Regions from separate parts of the Homo sapiens genome. Here region 2 is linked to region 1. A link is a loop called in an ENCODE intact Hi-C map of the cell type or tissue named here. Cell type or tissue: PC-9. All regions are shown on one strand. Links, peaks and the distances in the headings refer to the core of each region. The heading gives the core; the rest is flanking DNA.

Region 1 (4,271 bases), core at 272-4,271:
ATTGATAAACATAATTGCATACAAGTAAAAAGGTCTCTACAACCAAAAGAATTGTTGTAAGTACTAACATTTTTCCAAAAAATAAATAGAAAAGAAGGTTTGTATCAGGAGCTAATTTTCTATCAAGAGTATATACAATAAAAAAGAAAAAGACTCAAAAAATTTAAATGTATAAAAGATGCTAAATCTCACTAGTAAATTTTAAACGGCAAATCAAACTAATGAGATACCATTTGTCTCCTATCACACTGTCAAGATTTTTAGAAGTTTGATAATAGTGTTAAGAGAAATAAGCACTCTGAGACAACATGAGCGAAAGCGTAAACAATCTTTGTGAGGAATTATTAGTCAAAATCTACCAAATGCCCATTCCCTTTGTCTCTGTAATTCTACTGGTAGGCATTTACTTTACATATATAATCAAAAAAAGCACACTTAGATTTATATTAACAGAACATAAAAGAAAAACCATCATCTCGATCGATGCAGAAAAAGCATTCACAAAAAATTCAACATTTATTCAAAATTTAAAAACAACAACAAAAATCTCTCAACAGACTAGAAAGTGAAAGGAACTTCTTCATCTGATACAGGAATCTAGGAAAAACCTGAAGTTAACACCACACTTAATGGTGAAAAACCGAATGCTTTCACCTTAAGATCAGAAGCCAAGGATGTCTGCTCTCATCATTTATATTGAATACTGTGGTGAAGCCAGAATAATAAGTCAAGAAAAAGAAAATTTAAAAATCCAGATTAGAAGGGAAGAAGTAAAATGGGCTTAATTTGAAGATTACATGATTATCTATTTAAAAAACTGATGGAATTTATAAAAACATTACTAGAACTAATTAGTGAGTTTATCAGAATTACAGGATACAAACAAGGTCAATATTTTAAATTCAATTATATTTCTACATACTAGAAAGGAAAACTTTTCAACAGTGCTAAAACAATTGTAGAGCAATATGCAAAAAGAAAAAAAGAATCTTTATCCTTACACCACATATAAAAATTAACTTTAATCATTAAACAGATGTAAGAGCTAAAACTCTATTAAACTTGAAGTAGATAGACATACAAGATTGTTCACTATAGTATTATTTTCAGTAGAAAACCAGATACAACCTAGAGGCCCATCATCATGGAGAGATTATCTAATAAATCATAATAGTTACATAAAATTAAATACAATGTAGCCACAGGTAACCACCAAAAAGAAAAAAGGTAAATTTTCTGCCAATTAATATGGAAAGAATGCCAAATATACAATTAAGATTTGTTTTAAAAGTGTTGAATAGTGTATAGAGAGGACAATTTTTGTGTAAATACAAAGAATATTTGCATTTCTAGTCATTTTATGTGTATATTTGTGTGTATGTCTCTATGTATGTGTATATCCTTATATACATTTTTCCAGAAGGCTACACAGGAAACTCTTAAACTTTAGGGAGAGGTGGTAAAAATCAGAGAGTTTGGAAAAGAGAGAAATTTATATGCTTTTTAAAATTATTACACATTTTTAGTCATGTTTTTTGCTAGTGCATATGTTATTCTACTTTTTAAAATAAATATTTTTTAAAAAAACATATAAGAGATCTCTACAGAGGAGACTATTATGACCCAAATGTGTGCTGAAGTCAGAGGATAGCAGAAACCATATGAAACAGAGGCTCATCCTGAGAAGAAAAAGAAAACAGAGAAATAAGAAACTGAAAGGACCATGCTTGAGAGAGTGAGACAAAGAGGATTAGTGAGTGGGTTCACTGTGAATTCTACATCTTGGCCCTCTGAGGCCTGCTAAGCTTTGCTGTCTGTCCTTGTAACCCATGAAATTTCCTACTGCATTCTTCCAAGCAGCCCCTCTTTTCATGAGCTGATTTGAGTTTCTCGTGAGCTAGTTTTAGTTCCTTAACAACCCCAAATTGGTCTAGTCTGATCCCTTGTTGAATACCCTGAATTAGTCCCTAACGGAGGTACAGCCTTACCTTGTTGAAAGTAAAGCACTCTGCAGCATGCACCCTGTGAATGTCTGCAGTTAGTCAAGCCTAGCGAGCATGATTTAAATAGAAACTTGCCCAGCAACATTTTATACTCATTAGAAAATTCATGATGAAGATTTCCATTGCTCAGTATGCTATTCAGAATATTTTTTCTAGATGTTATAGTATGGTATATATGAATCACAAATCATAGAATGCTTTCAAATCTAGAGAATAGATTTTAGAAAGAAGAAATCGGAAACCTGAACTGTGAAATGTCAGAGGAAATCTGTACAAATATTAAATATAACACCCAGAGATACACAGAATAAGGAAACACATACCATACAAGCGTGAGTAAATTAGAGAATAATTCCAAACCAATACATAAGCAAGTGCATAATAGTTGTGTTAGTCCATTTTCTGCTGCTGTAACAGAATACCACAGACTGCATCATTTATAAACAATAGAAGTTTATTTGGCTCATGGTTCTGGAGGCTGGGAAGTCCAAGATCAAGGGGCCACATCTGGTGAGGGCCTTCTTGCTGCATCATAACATGGTGGAAGGTCTCACATAGTGAGACAGGGCAAGAGAGTGAGAGCTCAAGAGAGAGAAAAAGGAGACTGAACCTATCCTTTTACTAGGAGCCGTCTCCCACAATAACAGCATTAATCCATTCATAAGGGCAGAGCCCTCATGACCTAGTCACCTCTTAAAGGTCCCATTTCTTCTCACAATGGCAATTAAATTTCAACATGATCTTTGGAGGGGACATTCAAACCATAACCATGGTAAAGACGTAAGAGTAGGAACTGGCTTCTTCACAAACCACCTATCTGGATGCTGCTAGATAGGGCCTGTTCAAGTATAGCTCAAATGTCTTCTCTTCTAGGAGGCCTTTCCTAATTTTCCCACTAGAACTGACCTTTATGGTTCCACTGATTATGTACTCTTTTCCTTTCTTTAAATTTTATTTTATTTTAAGTTCCAGGTTACATGTGCAGGACGTGCAGGTTTGTTACACAGATAAACATGTGCTATGGTGGGTTGGCTGCACCTATTAAGCCCCCCATGCATTAGCTATTTATCCTGATGCTCCAGGGGAGACACTCAGGACTGGCATTTGACAGAGCTTGGTAGAGGAATCCAATGATCTCTAGGTTGATCTCTAAGTTCCATCTCTAATGTTCTATGGATTTTAAACCTTGAATATACAAAATTACTGAGAGGAAGAAAAGAATCATGGCATAATGGAATTTATCTACTATTGTTTACATTGTCATGTTACCAAATTAACAAATCTGTCATGATATTGCAGTCACTAAGGAACAATACATACCCACAGCTCTTACAAATGATTAACTAAATGATCAGATTTTTCATTTCCCCACCAAAGCATGAGGAAATTTATCTTAGCTTTAGCTGCCTGAAACCTCTCTTGGGTGAAAAACATTAAAAACATCTGCAAATTACTGATGACTAATGCCCTTCAATTTGGCCTCAAGCTGAGAAATTCTGTGCAGAAATAAAGTGGTTTATAATCCCACAGGTCCATTCTATTATAAACTGCAGGTGGCAAATCAAGTGACTATGAACTATGCTGTGTGTATGTGTGTGTGTGTGTGTGTGTGTGTGTGGTGTGTGTCTGTGTAAAAAGCAATACTCAAGAGGGTGTTTATCCTACTCCTTCAAGAGAAATTTAACCACCCAGACAAAAGGCAAATGCTAACTGAGAGGACCCAGGAATCTGGGTGATGTCAGACAGAGGCCCAAAGCCAGAGTGGCTGTCATCCCCCTCCACTGCCCACCAGCCAGGGCAGCTGCATCTGCCCTTTGCAGAAAAACAATCTAAAGCAAGCACAGAAGAAAGCTGGAAGGAAAATAACTGCAACTCACATCGATGACCTATTTTCTGAATCCGGCTTATGAGAGATTGGATTCTCATTCCTCCAAAAACCAGCAGAACACTTCAGGCCCAGAAAATGGTGTCTTTGATGACTAGAATGTATGACACATCATTACCAAAGGACTTTCGATCTAGGTTCCAAGAGGTGTTAGCCTCAGATGACTATTGTGGGAGGAGCTGATAAATCCACCAAATCCTTGGTGACTTTGCTTCACTATTAGGCAAGATTAAGATGATGCTAATTGGTAGTGAGCCTGATCTATTTAGTGTCTCCTACCAGGACACAGAGCAGAATCAAAACCATTCTCACAGATCCTGTTTGCATGTCATTTAACAGTTCCAATGTGATATTCCCCCAACCTTTTAAAGTTCCTTCATTCC
Region 2 (4,540 bases), core at 335-4,334, 57 kb after region 1:
TTCAAGATTTTTTTTTAACATTAGGGAAGACCATGGTTTTTTCTAGAGCTAACTACTTCCCACCACAGAGACTATACATTTCTGAGTATTCTACCTAATGCTTTGAGAATTCTGATGGTTTCCAATATGGCTGGTAGAAAGAAATACTATTCTTGGCCCTGTACAAACACTAGATATCCTTTTGGGTGATTCTTTCTTTGGCCCTGTGTAGTTTTCTCATACACATGCACTGATTAGTACTCTGCCAATACACAAGGGCAGCCCTCTGCAGATCTCTGGAATTCCTTCTCTGTGGAGCTCTTTCCTCCCCAGCAGTCCATCTATGAACTCTAGCTGCTTTGGACTTCACAGACTCTCAGTTCAGCCTGTTCAATTCAAGGAGTACACCAGGTTCCATTTGGAATTTTCTTCTTTGCTCTACAGCCTGGAAATGCTCAATAAAGTAAGAGTAATTATAAGATTTATTTTATTTGTTTCTTATTTCTTTGTGATCACTGTCCTTTGTAACTTGATAACCACTGTCTTGAAAAATCACTGGATTATATATTCTTTTCACTTTTTTGGATGTTGTTTTTGGCTGTTTCAGGTAAGATGTAAACGTGGTCTGTTATTCCATCTTAACCAAAAGTGGAAACCTCTATTAGCAATTTCAAATTTATAATGTGTTATGATTTCTATTCCCATTCTTAATATTCACTTTTCTACTTAATTTTCATTTGTAATTTTGTGTTCTTTTTCTTAAAGAAGGCCCTCAACCTTGGGTCCTTTACTCAAGCTCTTGAGATGAACCACCTGGTTAGAATTCTGTCTCCACCACTTGGTAGCTTGTGACCATGAGGAGCCTCAGTACCTCAGTTTCTTCATCTATAAAATCAGAATGATAATAGGAATTACCTCATGATGTTGAACGTCAAGTGAACTATTACATCTAAACTACTTAGAAAAAAACCTGGAACATAGAAACCATTCAAGAATAGTAACTGACATTTACTATTCTTGAGCATCATTAATGTATAGGTGGTACTATAAATTATGGGATCATTTACAGAGAGTGTGAAGGCTTAGGATGGAACCCCACATACATGATGAGAGCAGAGTGTAGACCACAGAGAAAATAGAGCAATGACCAGAAAGCAGGAACAAGAATAATATGGTGTCCTGGAAAACAAAGTAGGCAAACATCCAAAGGAGAGGTTAAACATCAGAATGAGGACTTAAAAATGACCCCTGAATTAGGCAATAAAACAGTCATGACTGATGCTGTGAAATGGGGGTATAAACAGGCTACATCACATATGTTAATGAGTATTAATTGAGATAATTCATGCTAATTCCTTAGCACAGGACTTGGGACATACGAAGTGTTAAAAATATAAGATATCTTAATTGTTATTGTTAAATATGTTTGCCTTTTGTGTCACTGGGCCCAGCCCTTGTCTTACCATAGTATATCAATATTAGGGCAGATACAGAGTCTCTTCTGGTCCCACTGTCTCTATTTGCTTTGTCTCACCACCCATACCCCAAGGTATGACACTAGAAATCCTTCTGTCAAGCAAACACAAGCACGTTCATGCATGCACACATACACACACACCGCATACTACACACATGCGACACACACACATCAAAGTCTGTCCTGCAGGATCCTTTTTTTTTTCCAAGGGCAGTCATTTCCCCCTACTCTGACACTCCCAGTCTATCTTATTAAAATAGTATAGATGTCATGAACAACTACTACTTCCTGTGGATTCAAAGGCCAAGGCCAATCCTGGGTCACATGGCCGCATTCTTTCCGTGCTAGGAGAGATACTTGGGCCCCTCTGGCTTCTGTAGGGAGAAGTACAGCCCATCTTTCCACCAGGATTTCTTCCAAGTAACAAGGGAGATTCTTGGCAGCCAAAGACTAGTGGCTGCTGTACCCTACAGCCACCCAGTTCCAGGGGTTTAGGATGTAACCAACCAAATCAAAAATAAAAATTTTGACAGCCTTGGAATTTAGACAAAACACCTTGAGTTATATTTCCAAATTCTCTTTTTAATTTGGGGAGGCACCAAATCCATTTGGTCACTTGTTTATATGCCTGTATAGATTCCAGGTGAAACATTTGGTCCTTGTGGTTCTGATTCACTGCTGTGTGAATCATATTAATGCTATTTGCATTAATAGCAAGGAAGGTCTATGTTGAGCCCCAAATTACCCCTTTCAAGATGGGAAGTATAATTTGTACCAAGAGTCAACTGATTAAAACCCCAAACACACCTGTGTTCACACTGAAAACCTGCTACCCAGGCTTGTTTGAACTTCATGCTGTGAGTCATTCTAGATGACTAAGTCTCCAAGTACTTGAAAATTCAATCATGTATACACAAAACTTAAAAATTTTAGTGACTTAAGACAAAAATCTTTCTAAACAAATACATTTCAACTTCCTTAAAGTGAACATAATTTTACCTCCTCTTAGAGACTTGGGGTCATCACTGAAAATATCAATAAGTGGCCCAGTCTAGATTAGGTGTAAGAGTCTAAGGGTTATTTAACCCCACACTAAATGGGCCCAGGCTGTTGGTTTTGAGTTCTGGGGACTATTTCAGTTTTTCTGTCTCCCCTCTTGTTGGCACTTGTCATTTCCTGCTGTTATCAGTTTATCTGTCTGTAGTAGCTTCTCCCACATTTAATTATTTGCTGCTTTTTATATTTAAGAGCTTAGAAAACTTATTAGAATTATGTGTAAAGTTAGTGTAAATGGGTTCCAAATGGAGATTTTACATGTGAATAAATTAAAGTTACTCTGAGGCTTTTTCTGAAAATAGGTTGGGTATAAATAAATAAAACAAGTGAAACATTTTGTGACATCGATTTTGGCCTCTTTGGTGATTTGCTGGCTTGTTTTGTCATTCCTGGCCATGTCCTACACTGGTGGGCAGTAGGAACCTCACAAGGGGACTAGGCTTCAGGTGTGCTTCACTCGCTCCAAAACGTCATGGGTATCAGCTGGGTTGGAAATGGAACCAGTCACTTGGATTAGCAATTCTTGAAATACCTCAGGGAAAGACTTGCCAATGACTGTGGCAGGAGGCAGAAGAGCCAGGGGAGGAGGGGGAGGGAGGGGCAGAAGAAGGCACCCTCACAATTTCCTTACTCCTTATAGAGAATTACTAAAAGAATGAGGACTTCCCCATCCCTGAGGGAACTCTGGTCCATAAGTTTGGCTGTGAGTGGGGTCCCTGCCCTCCAGGAGACGTCGGGCTACGAGACACCACACTTCCATCCTGCAGAAATGGCTTCCAGACAGGGCTTCTTCCTCTGCTGCCTCTCCCTGCAGTGCACCATCTAGTCACTGGATTTTTCTGTACCAGGAGAAACCCCCAGCCCAACATTTCAGTATCATCTTGGGGCGCATTTTCAATGGGTGAGTGAGGTGCCAACCATTTAATTCCTTATACAGCAGAAATCTCAACTGTCCCCAGAAGCCTGCACACTGGCTCAGGAAGAGCCCTGCTGCTCCTGTTCCCCCAAAGTCTCCTGGCGTAAGACTGCAGAGGCACCCAACCATTCCTTGCACTGGGACATTGCTCAGGCAAATGGCCCTCCTCAGGCTGTGAGGGGCCCTCTGGGGAGACAGGTGCTCTTGTCCTGGAACACACACTCACATCCTAATCCTCTGTCCCCAGGTAGGCTGGCCTGTGAGCTTCTTTCCAGCCTTTTACAGCCTCTGGGCATTTCACACTTACCTGACCTATTTTTACAAGCTCAAGACAGAGGGCATAGAAAAGTGTGGAATCACTCTGGGGTCTGTGGTGTGCTGGTTCTAAAGCTCAATGTCAAAGTGAAATTCCACCTTTTAGTGGATTCTAATGAATGTCAGCTCATGTTTCTTTATTTTTCTTTTCCTAGAGTGAAAGGAAAGAAAGGTTTTTTTCTTTCAGAAGAGTCTAGATTCTATATTTACAAAGATCTTAAGGGCTATATATTTCCTCAATGACAGGAAAAGTAAAGATTTTCCCTATTCACCCTATGAGGACAGAAGTTTTCTCTTTTATTATTGGGGCATTGTCTTCCCACTTCATCTCCAGCTCAGTGTCCTGGGTCTCTAGGCACATAGTAGCTACTAAAGAAATATTCATTGGTTGAATGAATGAAAGAACGAATGGATGGATGGATGGACGGACGGATGGACAGATGGATGGGTGGGCGGGTGGATGGATGGATGGACAGACGGATAGGTGGATGGGTGGATGGATGGATGGATGGACAGATGGACAGAATTGTTGCCTTCTAGGACACCTTCCCAACTTGGCAGAAACCCCTCATCATGCTCCGTGGTAGCTCTTCCTCAGGGACCTGCCTATCAAAGAGACATCTTTTAAGCCTATTTGGGGTCCATACAATAGAATTTAATAATGAAGACTCCTTTATTTGATTCTTTGCTATCCTTTGCAGAAGAGCTGGATGAAAACCTGGCTGCCTGGGTCCTGGGTAGAATTTCTCAGTGAATGGTTGCATGGTTGTGTGCTTCCAGCACAGCTCAATTCTGTC

Evidence for each region. A loop is a pair of places that touch in the nucleus more often than their neighbours do. Peaks named below come from ENCODE experiments on the same cell type or tissue, not always from the same donor. Only the 100,000 strongest peaks of a DNase experiment are listed, where the experiment ranks them.
Region 2: a loop joins it to region 1, with 2.8 times the contacts of the local background. A loop is called at or near these places in 2 of 110 quality-filtered maps.

The regions. Positions count from the first base shown.
Region 1 is chr2:170,177,899-170,182,169 of GRCh38, reverse strand. MYO3B (myosin IIIB) reads right to left here and starts at 4,023. Exons shown (of 35, transcript NM_138995.5): 1 at 3,881-4,023. The coding sequence starts at 3,882. RefSeq lists an enhancer at 1,612-1,841. In PC-9, for the core only: no CTCF peak of the experiment used is centred there; a DNase peak (open chromatin) is centred at 2,069; H3K4me3 peaks cover 420 bases.
Region 2 is chr2:170,121,071-170,125,610 of GRCh38, reverse strand. No RefSeq gene overlaps it. Among named protein-coding and RNA genes, the nearest start is that of MYO3B, 55 kb to the left of the region's middle. In PC-9, for the core only: no CTCF peak of the experiment used is centred there; DNase peaks (open chromatin) are centred at 1,780, 2,250 and 3,730; H3K4me3 peaks cover 622 bases; H3K27ac peaks cover 3,872 bases.